2 separate regions of the Homo sapiens genome follow, and region 1 is linked to region 2. The links are chromatin loops, found by intact Hi-C in ENCODE. Cell type or tissue: heart left ventricle. All regions are shown on one strand.

Evidence for each region. Hi-C counts contacts between places; a loop is a spot of excess contacts. Peaks named below come from ENCODE experiments on the same cell type or tissue, not always from the same donor. Only the 100,000 strongest peaks of a DNase experiment are listed, where the experiment ranks them.
Region 1: a loop joins it to region 2, with 2.4 times the contacts of the local background. A loop is called at or near these places in 4 of 110 quality-filtered maps.

Annotation. Positions count from the first base shown.
Region 1 is chr2:164,040,939-164,048,938 of GRCh38, reverse strand. No RefSeq gene overlaps it. Among named protein-coding and RNA genes, the nearest start is that of FIGN, 310 kb to the right of the region's middle. In heart left ventricle, no CTCF peak of the experiment used is centred here; a DNase peak (open chromatin) is centred at 4,098.
Region 2 is chr2:163,468,176-163,476,175 of GRCh38, reverse strand. No RefSeq gene overlaps it. Among named protein-coding and RNA genes, the nearest start is that of FIGN, 260 kb to the left of the region's middle. In heart left ventricle, CTCF peaks have their summits at 4,047 and 6,314; no DNase peak of the experiment used is centred here.

The sequences.
Region 1 (8,000 bases), 570 kb before region 2:
ACAAGGCCCACCAACATTAGGGAGGACAATCAGTTTTATGCAGGTAACTGATTCAAATGTTAATAACACCTAAAAACACCCACAAAGAAATACCCAGAATAATGCCTGACCAAGTATCTGGGCACCCCATGGCCCATAAAATTAACCATCACATCCACCTAACTTAAGTGTCATTCACTGTTCTAGGCTCTAAAATTATAAAAATAATTGTGCAGAAAAGGCTTACGGCTGGCAAAACAAAAAAATTAATGACAGAGTGCAATTATGAGCAGTAGATTCTATGAGAGTCAACACATCATACACCCTGTAGCCTAATGTTTGGACCAGGGTAGATGGTGCTTTCTCATAATTCCCTAGTGTTTTTCCTTAGTCACATTCTACTCTAGGCCTCACCTTCATATCTAGCTTAGAGCACCTAGGAGAAAGCAGAAGTGTTCACTGAAAAGGACAGCAATTTTTACTTTTAGGAAAGAAAAAAGGAAAGTACACAAAATCTTGGGTCACGCTCATGTTAGTCCAGACAAATGTAAAAACTCTTCAGAATCTAATATTGGTTCTTTCTCATCCTTCTTTCTGCACATCTAACTTGGTTTTGAGGATCTTTCTGTCTTCCGGGTCCTCAGGGACTGGAAGGATCACCTGTCTGCTCAAGTAACCACTAGAGGTTCTTTCCAGGCCTGCCCTCTTCAAACTCTTCACCAAATCCCATGCCCAGATAATCTGATCATTACATAAACCAAAAAATGATAATGAATTGTGTTGGCCCTTTACTCAGGTAATGCATGTGTGTCTTAATAGAACATGGTGGGATGTGGAATGCATAAGCATGAAGGGATGAGTCGTAGAAGGAAATTCCTGGGGATTCGGAGGCTGATATGTTTGAGAAGATGGCAAATCATGTCATGTGAGTTACAGTCTACTCCGCAGATGCATGAGACTGGCCCTCACATGATAAGGCTTTGACTTTGGGAACTGAAAGGAAAAAGCACATTTGTTGAGGCCCTAGTTTGTTCCAGGACTCTGGTAGGTGCTTCAAATATATTATTGCATTTTATCACAATTTTTAAAAACTACAAAATAGGTATTAAATTTCCCATTTTCCACTTGAAAAAACTGAGAATCAGATAAATTAAATAACATACTCAAGGTTACAAAGTGTGGAGAATTAGGAGCCAGAAAAAAAATGAGTAGAAAGAAATAATAGAATTCCTACAAGTCCTTCGCCCACCTTTACATGATGATAGCATCTTACCTAAATACATTATTTTCTAAATGAGAAAATTAACATAGATACAACTATTAACTAATCTACAGACCTTAATCAAATTTTATCAATGTTCCTATTTAAATCGCTTTTCTGGTCCAAAATACAACCCAAGATCCCACGTGCACTTAGTTGTGTCTGCAGATGTGAAGTCTCCTTCAGTGTCTCATGTTGATGAATAGTCCTGGCCAGTTATTTTGCAGACTACCCCTTAAATTGGGGTCATCAGATGTTTTCTCATGATTAAATTAAAGTTCAAGCATTTTTGGTGAGAATAATGCAGAAGAGATGTTGTGCCATCTCTAGTATACCATATGAGGAGGTACATGATCAATGTTAGTCATCGTAGGAGATACGACTTTTGGTCACTTGGTGAAGGTGGTGTCTGTCAGCTTTCTCCGGTGAAAAAAAAATCCTTATTTCTATCCAGAGTTAAGCCAAACTCAAGGTTAAAGACACAGTTCTTCAAACTGCCAAGTCTGCTGAAGACTTATGACACCAAATGCAATGAGTTTCTCAAACTGCAAACTCTGAGAAACAATCTCCACAAGAGTGTTCTCACTTTAGATATCAAGCACAATTTAGGCAATCTCTTAAACTACCCTCACTTCAGACTGGCAGGCTACAAACTCAGGGGTTCCCAAGACCACCTTTGTGTTCAATAATTTGCTAGAAAGACTCACAGGTATCACTGAAATATATTATATTTACAGCTTATTATAAGGAAAGGATACAAATTAGAACCAGTCAAGAGTAGTGAATCAGTGCGAAGCCTGGAAAGATGCCAAACAGAAACTTTTCATCGTCTGCAAGGACACATGATTCTTCCAGCATGGAAGTGTGACAATAGTTAAAGAATATTGCGGCCGGGCGCGGTGACTCACGCCTGTAATCCCAGCACTTTGGGAGGCCGAGGCGGGCAGATCACGAGGTCAGATCGAGACCATCCTGGCTAACATGGTGAAACCCCGTCTCTACTAAAAATAAAAATAAATAAATAAATAAATAAATAAATAAAATTAGCCGGGAGTGGTGGCAGGCGCCTGTAGTCCCAGCTACTGGGGAGGCTGAGGCAGGAGAATGGCGTGAACCTGGGAGGCAGAGCTTGCAGCAGTGAGCCGAGATCGCACCACTGCACTCCAGCCTGGGCAACAGAGCTAGACTCCGTCTCAAAAAAAAAAAATTAAAAATAAACATAAAAATAAATAAATAAATAAAAGAATATTGCCAAACGGGGAAGCTCCTTCATGGTGCAGAATTTTTCCTAGGGCTTTATGATGTAAGCTCAACTGTTAGAATCATCGCTCATATGGTTTAACCCAATCTCCGGCCTCTTCCCTTTCTCCCTCTAATCCCATGGTTGGGCTTCCAGGTAGCAGCCCCCACCATGAGTCATCTGCTTAGCAAAAACTAGGAGCTCACCATGAGTTACATGGATAGCATGAGCAATCAGAGGTGGTATGGTGCAAAGGTCCCCATCAATAACAAGGAAATGCCTATTGCACAGAATATTCCAAGAATTTGGAGGTTAACTTCCAGAATTCAGGGACAGAAGCCAGGCTGCTCTTTGCATAGAGGCAAAATCTTTGATGGAGAGATAGATATTCTGAGACTCTATGGTCTTATATGCATATATCCTGTTTCTCATCATACTTTTGCCTACTAATTTACCATCCATTTGCGATTTTTGTCTGCAATAATTATTACTATAAAGTCTGCCAATTGATGACTGACCTTGCTCTTAAGAAAAACAAATAGAAGTATTTATGGGTAAAGGGATCCATCTGCAATTTACTTTGAAAATGTTAAAAGGAAATAACGTGCATATATTTTAGAGAGACAGAAAGAGAATTGTGAAGAAAATGTAAAGCTAATATTTGGGAAATCTGGGTAAGGGGTCTAAGAGAATTCTCTGTTATTCTCAGAACTTTTCTATAAGTCTGAAATACTGTAAAAATAAAAAGTTAAAACTTAAATACCAATAGTACATATTATTGGGACTATTTATGGGTTTGAAACCCCAAAGTAATATGGATTGACACCAAAGATAAATCTTCAAATTATAGGTAGTGGTAATAGGTTGTTGGATTTCTTTTATATTTATCATAGTATTTTTATTACTAGTTTTCAAGTAAAAAAATAGAGGGATCTAGAGAAGGTAGAGTTGTTGGGTAGTATCAGCATTCTTGCCTCTGAAAATGGACATAAAGAGGATTTAGTTATTTGACCTATTAAGTATCCTGTTTAATTAAATTGTCTCAGGATCTGTTCAGATAACTTACTAGGAAACTCCAGGGAATAGTGAATTGTTCCGGCCCAGGACTTTTAGAAAATGCCCAACTCATGCTTACTAAAGGCTTGTTTAAAATTATTTTAATCAAACTAAAATAAAATTGTGGAGATTCTATTTTACTAATTAATAAATCTGTGGAAATGTAGAAACAATACTAGTAAAAAGTGTTCACTTCAATTGTAACTCCATATTCACCAAAAAAAAAAATCTAAAATGATAAGATGTGTTTTGGTGATAGAATTGTGGACTAAAATTCTAGACAAATTCCCTAGAAAAAAAATGAATAGGAAAGAAAAAATGTAATGCAGTATCTGTAATTCAGCTCTAATTTGTAAATTTGTTTGTGGTTTTATTAAGATTTGTAGTGAGCAATTGCTTTCCCCAGGCTAAGCACTATTTTGTTATAACCATGACTACATTATTTTCCCTGCATCACCAAATTGCCTCATAAGAAGAAGGTGTCATCTTTTGAGTAGTGTGGGCCACATTTCCACCAGCAGCAGCCAACTGATTATACTCTGCCAGTTCACTGGGACCAGTCCAGGAGTCAGAGTTTGCCAATGTGCTGGGAGAGGTCCAGCAACTCTTTGGCAGTAGAATGGTCTTACCTGGAAGAGCTGTGGTGGTCTGGATGGAGCAATTCCCTGAGCTGAGCTCAACAGCCTAAGGACATGGATCAAAAGAGTCCTCTGCTGGCTAAGGCTCAGGTGACTTCCGAGCAGGTTTCTGGGGGAAGTTCAGCAAACCGCTAAGATAAATCCACTAGAAACCATCTGACAATAAATTAAGGGAAATTTATTGTCAATTTCTCAATTGTCAAAAACTCAATGGCAATACTCCAAAAGTTACAAAAGCAATCCATTAGAAATTAGAAGCATTGCATAGATTCATAAGTAGAATTCTTGGCAGTCTGGTGAGTACACTAATTTTTTTCATTTTTCTTTTTTTTTTTTTTGCTGTTTTTTTTGCAGAAGAACATCAAAATGGTATAGAAACACTAAATCAATTTTTAAATATATCTTTATAAAATATTTACATGTTACATTAAAATATGAATACTCACAATATCTCTCCTAGGATTCTAACACTATGTATATATCAAAGCTAACTAGTATAAAAATAAGTCTGGTTTACATTTTGTATCTTCTAGTATTATTAGGATGATTGAAGGTCAGGGGGCTGGTGGGTGCAAGTTGGAAAACAATTTATTATAAGAAAATAAATTTCTCTTATGAGTAAAATTAAAATCAGTTCTTCAGAACTGAAAAAAGATAAATACCAATTTAGTCTTGAAATTGATTTAATTTTGTTTCTCTCTGGGCAAAAAACACTATTGATTTTCAGTTTAGTATCAATAATGAAAAAAAATTCATCCTCAATCCCTTATCACTGCTCTGAAAGTCCATTTACACATTTACTTATCTATTTATATCAACCAGAGTTGACTGAATAAAATTTCAGAGTTTATACTACTAATAGATATTCATAATATGATATCTCTCAGAAGCGAAGTGAAAATCAAATAGAAAAATTATAAAAAAGAGAAAGAATATTTCTGTTGCAAATTTTCACTTTTATAATGGTCATTTTCATATAAGATGTATTAGCAGTTTCTGAATCATGTTGATATATGTGTCAAATAATTACCGACTCACTACTAGTTGTCAGACTAGTATTTCAGTATTATAAGGATGTTACAAAATATGTGTAAGATACAAGTTTTACAATGGAAGATCTTATAATCATACATATTTGAATTACTATTTTGTCTAAGTCAAAAAGCTTCAAATTAAATAAAGAAGACAATAATACCATGTCCTAAACCTAAAAGAACTATAATTTAAGGATGTCTTCTTTTTAAATAACAATTCACAAGACCAAAGTTTTTTTAAAAAATTTCTTACAAGGTTATTATAAATTGTTATAAATTGTCATTTATAATAACCTTGTAAGAAATCAAGATAAGTTTATGGTAAATCAAGAAAATGTTTAGACAAGAGGAAGAAAAGTTTTCATCCATAAGATGTTTTTTCAGAGTTTTTATTTTGTCATATTAATATGTGATTTGTTTTTGACAATGCTTAATGGAGAGAACTTAAGTTTTGTAAAGAGTAAAAGTAAGAAAAGACAAATTCTTTTGCCTGATTGGAATGAAGTTATTTTAAAACCATATAAGTGACCCTTAAGATCTTTGGTGCATAGGACAAGGCAGGATAAGCGCTTGCTATTTTCCATAGTATGTTTTGGTAGAACACCATAGATTTTGGGACAAGGACACAGTACACTATAATTTGGTTGCTTTCTAAAAAAATCTGTTTACCAGTTGAAAATTATGTTCTGAGATAATAATAGAGTAAAATTTACAATGCTTTCAAAACATGTATTGATATTTAATCAGGCTACTGTTTAAACAGCTGATCCTATAACATTTTACACAAATATTGGATTTTCTGGTATCATTCTATAGATATTCAAGGACCCTTTCGTATTACTTTTCAAGTAACAGTATCAAAATAGCATGAGGTTTATAATCATTCAGCACTTAACTTTTAAATGTTAGCATTTGTGCGTTGTTGGAATAACTGCACTGAATCTGGAGTTTCATTACATCACAAATAAAATACTTGCAGACATTCCTTTTGTTCCTTTGTCATTATAGCAGGTGAATATAAACAGATCACTATAAAAGTATGTGATTTTTCAAACAAAACAGTGTAAGATTTTCATATAGTGAAAGCTATACTTTGCTTAAATAGAATGTTACCTTAGAACGAAGTTTATTTATACAAAATAAGTGATATGGTTTGGCTCTGTGTCCCCACCCAACTCTCATCTTGTAGCTCCCATAATTCCCACAGGTTGTGGGAAGGAGCCAGTGAGAGATGATTGAATAATGGAGGTGGGTGTTTCCTGTGCTGTTCTCATGATAGTGAATGGGTCTCACAAGATTTGATGGTTTTAAAAACGGGAGTTGCCCTGTACAAGCTCTCTTTGCCTGCTGCAATCCACATAAGATGTGATTTGCTCCTCCTTGCCTCTCACCAGTATGAAAATGGACTAATATAGAAAACTGGTACCAGTAGAGTGGGTGTTGCTGAAAAGATAACCAAAAATGTGGAAGTGACTTTGGAACTGGGTAACAGGCAAGGTTGTTAACAGTTTGGAGGGCTCAGAAGACAGGAAAACATGGGAAAGTTTAGGACTTCCTAGAGACTCATTGAATGGCTTTAACAAAAATGCTAATAGTGAATGAACAATAAGGTCCAGGCTGACATGGTCTCAGATGGAGATGAGGAACTCATTAGAAACTGGAGCTAAGGTGACTCTTGTTGTGGTTTAGCAAAGAGATTCGTGGCATTTTGCCCCTGCCCTAGAGATTTGTGGAACTTTGAACTTGAGAAAGATGATTTAAGGTATCTGGTGGGAGAAATTTCTAAGCAGCAAAGCATGCAAGAGGTGACTTGGGTGCTGTTAAAGGCATTCAGTTTTATAAGGGAAGCAGAGCAAAAAGGTTTGGAAAAATTGCAGCCTGATAATGCAGTAGAAAAGAAAATCCCATTTTCTGAGGAGAAATTCAAGGCAGCTGTAGAAATTTGCAGAATTAACAAGGAGACAAATGTTAATCACCAAGACAAAGGGGAAAATGTCTCCAGGGCATGTCAGAGGTCTTCCCAGCAGCCCAACCCATCCCAGGCTAGGAGCCCTAGGAGGAAAAGATGGTTTCATGGGCCAGGCCAGGGCCCCCTGCTCTGTGCAGCCTAGCAACTTGGTACCCTGCTTTCTGGCTGCTCCAGCCATGGCTAAAAGGGGCCAAAATATAGCTTGGGCTGTTGCTTCAGAGGGTGGAGGCCCCAAATTTTGGCAGTTTCCATATGCTGCTGAGCTTGCGGGTGCACAGAAGTCAAGAATTGAGGTTTGGGAACCTCCTCCTAGATTTCAGAGGATGTATGGAAACACCTGGATGACCAGGCAGAAGTTTGCTGCAGGGGCGGGGTGCTCATGCAGAACCTCTGCTAGAGCAGTGCAGAAGGGAAATGTGTGGTTGGAGACCCCATACAGAGTCCCCACTGGGGCACTGCCTTGTGGGGCTGTGAAAAGAGGGCCACCATCCTCCATACCGCAGAATGGTAGCCCCACCTACAGCTTGCAACATGGGCCTGGAAAAGCTGCAGACACTCAATGTCAGCCTGTGAAAGCAGCCAGGAGAGAGGCAGTACCCTGCAAAGCCGCAGGAGCAGAGTGGCCCAAGAACCCATGGGTTCCATGGGAACCCACATCTTACATTAGTGTGACCTGGACGTGAGACATGGAGTCAAAGGAGATCATGTTGGAGCTTTAAGATTTGACTGCCCCACTGGATTTCAGACTTGCATGGGGCCTGTACCTCTTTGTTTTGGCCAAGTTTTCCCATTTCGAATGGCTGTATTTACTCAATGCCTGTAC
Region 2 (8,000 bases):
ATCCATTCATGTGAGTATAAATAATTGTTATCAATACCTGAATATCCAAAATGACTCTAGATCACTAAAGGTGGCACACTTGAGTGTTAGCATGCAGGAGTCAGTGACAATACATCTTTGTCTTTTAGATCTCAAAGGAGCCATGCTGATTTTAGCCATAGGAAAGACTGTGGAAGGGGTGGAAACCATGACTTTCCAGCTGTGTTTCTGTAACTCAGATATCTACAGCTGAGATAACTAATCCTCCTGGCTTTTCTTTGCTTTAACAAAAACAATAACAGTACATAATGCGCAAAACCGGGTCTGATCGTGGTGGAGTGTTATGTGTGTTCACTTTGACCTATATTAAAGGAAAAAGAGAGAAAAGAAAAAAGCTTTATTTTGGTTACCTAGCAATTATTTGTAGATCCACTCCCCATTATCTCATGTCCCAAAATAGACTCTCGAGATCAGTGCAGAGATGGTAAATTTCACATTTTCAATATTTCCAAGTAACGGTCAATCTTTAAAATTCTGAAAATTGCATTCAGTAACTCTGGAGCATCTATGCCTGTTAACTTGGGTTGTTAAATAATGAGTTATAGAAAGAGACATGGGACACACATCTTTTTCTCTGATTGTAACTCAGTACCTTGTGGATACACTTGCACAGCCCTTTAAACTAATAGCATTCATAGAGTCTTCGCTTACTTTCCTCACAATCTGCATGTTGGTGCTTTCATCATCCACTCTCAGATTTAGTTTGAAATCTCCCAAAGTGTAGCTCTTGTAACTCTTCTTGAAAGACAGCTGCCCAATCAACCCTGCTTGACTACAAGGAAGTTTTGAGGAAACTAATTATAGGAGAGTCATGATAATCCCCAAACTCTTAGGTAAATAGGAAACTCTACGGAACTATGTGGTTATGCTAACAGCTTATTTACGAATGTGGTCTTTATTTTGGCATTTTTTTTTACAGTTTTCACTGTACACTTTTAAGGCACATGAGTATGCATTTGCTGCTCATTACACGCTGCAGTTCTGGGGCAAAGCTGGGTACAAAGGGACTCTGAAGGACAAACCTGACCATTCATCTGTACACACGTACCATGCTGGCTGCTGTGAGTTGTAGAAAGAAGCTCTGCAGATTCTCCAATGGGAAGAAATAATGAGCTTAAAGCAACAGCTCCTGTGAAAGCAGTTGGCAGTTAGATAATGATGGATATGTTACAAATTCCAGAAATATCAGCCAAGAAAGATGAATGGTGCATATAAAGAAAGGAAGGCTAAAATCTACCACCTTTGTTTTAGGGGTAAACACAGAAGATGCTTCTCAGCATGATGGCAATTTTGCTTGAGGTATATTGTATTGTAATGGCACCACATTACAAAACAAATTTCTTTTGGAGGGAGATCACTAAGAAAGAAATTAGACATGGAAAGAGCTACAAAGTAGAAGTTGAAATTTTGGCCTTGAAATTTAAGTTTTCCTATGTACTCTCTTGGTGAAATTACTTAACGATTAGCAACTTGGTCCCCTTTTGTACGATGAACATGGGCTGGTAAACTTAAGACAGTGTTTACGGACATCAATACCATTGATTAAAACGTAAAAGTTCTGTCAAACAGTAGTTTGATCTTCATGACAGCAAACAGCCTGTTTGATGTTTTTATTGAATCAATTGATTTTTTTTTCACTGAATTGATTGGTTGTTTTACTGTCATGTGGACACTTCCTAAATCAACATGTGCCTCTATAGAGGGATTTGTAACAAATTCTGAATTCATGAATGCCTCTAGAATTCCAGGCTAACAGAACCTTATGAAACACAAATTGCATCAGAATAAGTGGCATCAATGCTGAGAAAAAAGTGATTTTTCCTTAAAGTTGAATTTGAATTTTAGAATTCCAGCAACTTAATGTTATAGACTGATAAAAGGTATTTTTCTGTTCTTACCTTGTTCAAGTATGTACTTTAAATGTTGACTGAGTTGTTAGATAATACTCCACCAATAAAGGGAGGTTAATTTGCCATAGATTTTTAAAGATGAAAGAAAAAGATAACAGATGCCCACCCCCACTCTACCCACACTATCTCATCTTTTTGATTCCCAAGCTTATACCTTATACAGGTTTTCCAACCCCTAAAGGAAATTATCACACATAATATTCATTCCTGTCAAGATGTTTTAAATGCTTACAGTGTGAGTCCTGCAACACATTATTTTTTTTCCTAAAAAATTAGGATTTACGAACAGGCTTTTGTTTTAGCAGGGGAGTTTAGGCACAAAGATGAAGTCTGCTGTATTCTGCCTATGGAAGTGATGTACCAGCCATTTTACTGTGCATATGGTAGAAGAAGGCAGTTATGGACAGTTTTTAGCTGTCCTGATTTCAATGCAAACTAGTAAATATCACTGCTGAGAAACTCAAAAGACTGATGTTGCTTATATAATTAGCATATCTGTTTCCCACAGGGGCTACAGTAGGATTCATTTTCTAGGTGGGCTGTGATAGACCTGGAAGGGTCAGTTTATAACAGCTCTGGCCCATCAACTTTCACCACATACTGGGATTGTGCAGAACTCCAAATTCACTTAATGATGAAATTCTGTCTATTTGCTATGTTGCTTCTCTCTGACACTAACCAATGCATGCCACTAGATTTTCTCTTGTGTCACTTACTCATTCATTCACTTATTTATCACTTGAAGATCCACTTTGAGACATTTCATTCACAGCAGATACTTCTGTCTCCTACTTGATTGATCAAAGCTATCTGACCCAAGTTTTATTTCCTGTCACACTCTAACTTCCAAATATCTCTACACTTGTATTATTCTTACCAACTCAAATAAGTCTATATATTTTTAGCTATCTTTTCTTTCCCTCCTACATAACTGTGCTTTGGAATAATGCCCTGTTTCTTTCGAATGTACACTGATTTCTAGTGGCTCCATCATCACTGCCCACAAATATTTTCATGTCTTCCATTACAAAAGAAAAAAATGTCTCTAGCTGTGGTACTCTTAGAGTTACTACTCCTTTACTGCCAAGTTTCCCCAAAGAGCGATTTACAATTCTAGCCACCATCCCCTTACCACTCCTCACTGACAGTCCGGCTTTCAGTTTCCATCCTCATCATTTTACAGGAACTTGTTTCCCCAAGGTCACTAGTGTCTTCCTAATTGCCAAATCCAGAAGTGTGTTATCAGTCCTAATTCCTGAAATTACTCTTGCATTAAACACTTACTTGACTCCTTTGACTCTTTTGTGTGTGTGTGTGTGTGTGTGTGTGTGTGTGTGTGTGTTTGGTCCTTCAGAGTACTCATGCATTCTCATGGCTTTAATACTGAGTGGCAGGAATGGATGGGAAGAGCTTTGATATCAGACAGATATTCATTCTAATTCTACCTGGTCCTTCCATTTATGAGCTATGTGATCTTGGATACATTTTTTAAATTTCTCATAACCTCATTTTTCTCATTGCAAAGTAGAAGTAATAATGCCTAGTGCATAGGATAGACAGGATTAAGTGAGACTGCAAAATGCATAGTGGGTGCTCAATAGATGGTAGTTTCCTTGGCTTTCCTCAATAGTTTCCTGAATTTTCTGCTAAGCTTGATCATCTTTTCTTTCGGTTGGTTATTTGTACTGGATGCTTCTACTGCTACCTCAGTTGTAAATATTAAAGACCAGAGTCAACATGGCCTTCACAAAGGCCAGTGACAGCTGTCTGGGTTCAGTTGGGAAGCTCTGAATTGCTGCATCACAAAGAGTTATTATGGACGCTGCTTTCTGAGGGATCTCAATAGTTGTGGCTGCTGTTATCTGTCCCAACTCCATTCTAGTTCTACTCAGCTTTCCTCCTTTTTCTTGCTTGGTGAATTGAAGTCATCCTGGCTTCTACCTTTGACCTTCTTCTGGGCCCAGTGGAGACTCTGAGTTCTAATTTCTCTCCTCAGTTCAAACTGGCTTCCCTCCTTCCCATGGGGATTGATAACCAAGTTCGTGGTTTTTCAGGCCTCCAGTGTTGTCTGCCTGGATAGCTCTCTGTTGCCCTCACCTGACACAAATCCACAATTATCAAAGCCACTTCATTGAAATCTGCTTCCAAGATTCCCCCTTTTAGGGTGTGACAAGTATTGTCATCACTTTCAAGTTCTCAAGCTGGAATGCTTGAAGTAGAATTTCACCTCTATATCTCACCTTTTACTCCAGGAGAGCCCTCAAGTCCATTTAATCCACAGTTACTTGAGCTTTACAATGCTTCATAAATGGATCTTTTATTATTTATATTAATAGGAAAACAATGTCGCTAATAATAGTAATAATAATAATGATAACAATAATAGCTAACATTTATTGAGAGTCTACTATATGCCAAGCATTGTGGCAAGACTTTGAAGCCTCATGTATTATAAAAAAGAAAATTGAGATTTAGGGAGGTTAAATACCTTGCTTAAGATCATAGTAAGTATTGGGGCTCAGGATTTCAGCTCAGATTTGTCAGCTCCCAAAGCCGTTTTTATTCACTGGTCTATGTTGTTTGAAATGACCATGCCCCCAGGATGAAAGCATTGATGTGTTTTTCATAAATATTTCTCAAATTGCATATCCACAGATGTTGTGAAATTACACCAACTAGTGATTTCATAGAATTAGAAATAAATTGTAAATAAACTGTTACTCTAGTAAACATTTGCCAAGTGCTGCCCAGAAATAAGGATAGCCCCAGTGCTGAAGAAAGAGAGCAGAGGGGAATAGTGTGAGATTATGGAGAAAGGGAAATAAGTGAAAATGTGATCCCTGATGTCCACTTATTTAATTAGTGGAAACATTCTCTGGCTGGGAAGAAATAAAAAGGGGTGTCCTTGGAAAAAGTAAAAGTTGAAACAGGTAATGGTGTGAGGCCATAGAAAGTCAATAGAGAGGACCAGTGGTAAGGTTTGAAAAGACAGATTACCTCTTGAAATACTTTCCATTAGCATTAAACCCTTGAACATGTACATTGCAATGTCAAACCAGTTTGTATGGAAATTCTAGCACTCTTTGTGCATTGTCTCAGATAGAGCACTGAACTTCAAATACGAATACTGAGTTCTCTTCACAGTTCTATCATTAAACAGCTGTTTGACCTTGGACAAATCTCCCAAACTTACTGGCTCTCAATTTTGTCATCTTTAAAATCCCCATGAGTTGGACTGGATGAACTCTAAAGATCTCTCCTGCTTTAGCATTCAGGTATTCTGTATGCTCAAAATGAGGTGATGACTTATGGCTTAGGTTGGTGCCCCAGTACCTATACTACAAATTTACTAACATTACAGATGGATGTCATGGGTTGCTCTGGTCACTCAGATTGTGGAGGAAATTTTAAATCTTGATAAGAGAGTCCCCAAATGGTGGATAAGCACATGACATCAGAGGTCATGTACCTTTTGTAAAGTACCAGAATGTGTTATCGTTTTGCCTTGCCACTGAAGTCCCTTTCTAATTCTTGAGTCAAGCCTCCTGCTCCCCCTTGGTGCATCTATTTCATTGCAGCTGCTGCATATAACCTCAGTTAGCATGTGCACAGGAGGGTCTGTGCAACTGTACATGTGAAATCACAGTTACAACTGAACAAGAGAATAATTTGGTCAGTAGTTTAGTATCTCAAAATCTAAAGAATGACCACCTTCAGCTAGACCAGTAGACCCAAATTGCCCTTTTTATTGCTTCACTAAGATACACCACTTTGCCCAGTTCATTTATTGACTTTTTCATCTCAAGCACAAATTCTTACCTAGGTAGAAGCTAAAGGTCCACAACACACTAATTGTAAAAGCAAAAGTGCCAATTCAACAGAATTCCAAAACCACAAGAAATGTATGTGAACTTGACAACTCCTGCGGTACATTAAGTCTGAAAACGATTTTTTTTTTTTAAAAAAAAAGAGGATTTGGATGCTCTTTTGAAAAACCCCATCTCTCTAGTGCAAGAATGTGTTTATCTACAGGAAATGAAAAGGAACTTAGCATCAGTTGTAGAAAACAGTGAGAAACACTGAGATTGCTTTTCAGAGTCCAAGAAAAAGCTGGCAGCTAGGATTTGGTTTAAATCACACCCCTAAAATATAACCCCAGCTTCTAGATACATACGTTATTTGTATTAAAAAGCCCAACTTTTTTTCCCTCCTCACTACTCTACTTTTCAAAAAGCAGCAAGAGTTAAAACACATGAGCAATTTTTAGAGGAAACCTCATGACTAGCAATCAGTGCTAATAAGATTCTTTTCCTCTTGCAAGATTCAGAGAAAGCCCTCGATCCGTGCCAAGCACATTCAAAGGCAAGGGACTAAGAGCTCCCCTCACAGGTTCATTATCATTCTCAGGTTATTCCAAGCCAAGTGAATCAGGAAAGCAAATGAATTAGTGAGAATTAAGGAGCCTCTGTGGTCTGAACCCACTCCAAATCTCAGCTAAGATGAAAGGTAGATGCTGATGTCTCATGTCCCAGGGTTCTCAGGATTGGAGCCCCAGTGCCTAGCTGTTCCTCTAGAGCCTTGCAGAAATGTGCAGGCAGTTAATGTTGCCTAACATCTCCTGACCGTGGGTTCAGCCATGTGGGAAAAGTTTTATGAGGCTGCAAAACCAAACCCCCTTTCACTCACAATTAATTACAGAAGACTTGCTGTATCACCTAGCTGTCAATGAGTCCAGCATGGGCACTTTTCTTTCTATTTTGACCACTTACTAATAATCAAAGATACCAGGGTAATGCTTTATTATATGAAGATATCAAGTGGGATTTCTGAAGAACAAATCTATAAAATATTTGAAGGGCTAAGTGTTAAGCTTCTTTGGAAGTGATGCCTTGAGCTGAGGAGCAGGATTTGAATGTGAACTAAAGTCCTTGGAATTATAGAAGTTTTTGTTGTTTTTATTGTTGTTTTAAATGCTCCTGGCAAATTGGGGTGGGCAGAGTGGGGAGGGTGTATGCTTTTGTACTTGTGACGGAGATACAGTAATCCTTGGAGCATCTGTGGGATTTAAACAAAACATGTAGTAAAGGTTTGGGAGTAGCAGTTTGTTTTCATTAAATACTTGTTACTGCTAATTATGTTTGATCACTATAAAGAATACAGTTTAATTAAAGAAACACAGTGGTTAGGAAAATATTTGATTTCCAAAGAGAACAATTTATCTTTGTATTACTAAGTAGGAAAAAAAGTAATTGCAACTGTTTATTTTTCAGTATATTGTTGGTTTTTATGCAGAAGTTTCATTCCATTTTTGGGGAAAATCTTATCCCTCTTCTTAAAATTACAACAAAGTATTAATTTCATATCACACTGTTTGAATGCATGCTTCTATTTATTTAACGTAAGTGATTATTTAAAAATTGAAACATTTGGCAAATGACATTGAACAACATATTCTAATATACATTTGAATCAATATATCTTCTTTCTCTTTGGAGAAGCTTTCAGTGTTAACTCTTTCACTGAACGTTGAAATGTGCTATGCCATTATATGTTTTCCCTCATCAACATACGGTTTTCATTTTAATTTTGCCAGGTAATATTTTGGTAGTGCCCTGATGGAAATTAATAGAAAATGAAGGCAGGTAACTATCTTTGTAAGCAAAACCTAGTATTCATATTGCTTGTATATCATAATTGTTCTTTTAAGCAGTCATACTAGAGAGCTTTGATTTTTTAAAATGTATCTTCCCTATGTCAGTTTAGTTTAAGTGAACGCCCATGAGCTCTGTAAGTTCAATGGAAAAAAGTATATTAACTTAGTATAGCTAATATAATATTTTTTTAAAAAGGGAAATTCAAATATTGTGTTTATAATATGTAAATGTCAGGGATGACTCAGTCCTAAAACAAGAGAGAGTCACTTCTTTGTAATCTTAACACCATAAAGAGTACTAAAAATATAAGTGCATTATAAGTTTTGCATTATACTTTACAAAGAAGTGATTTTTATCTTTCTATTTTAAACATATGCCTGTGGATTTTGGAGGATAT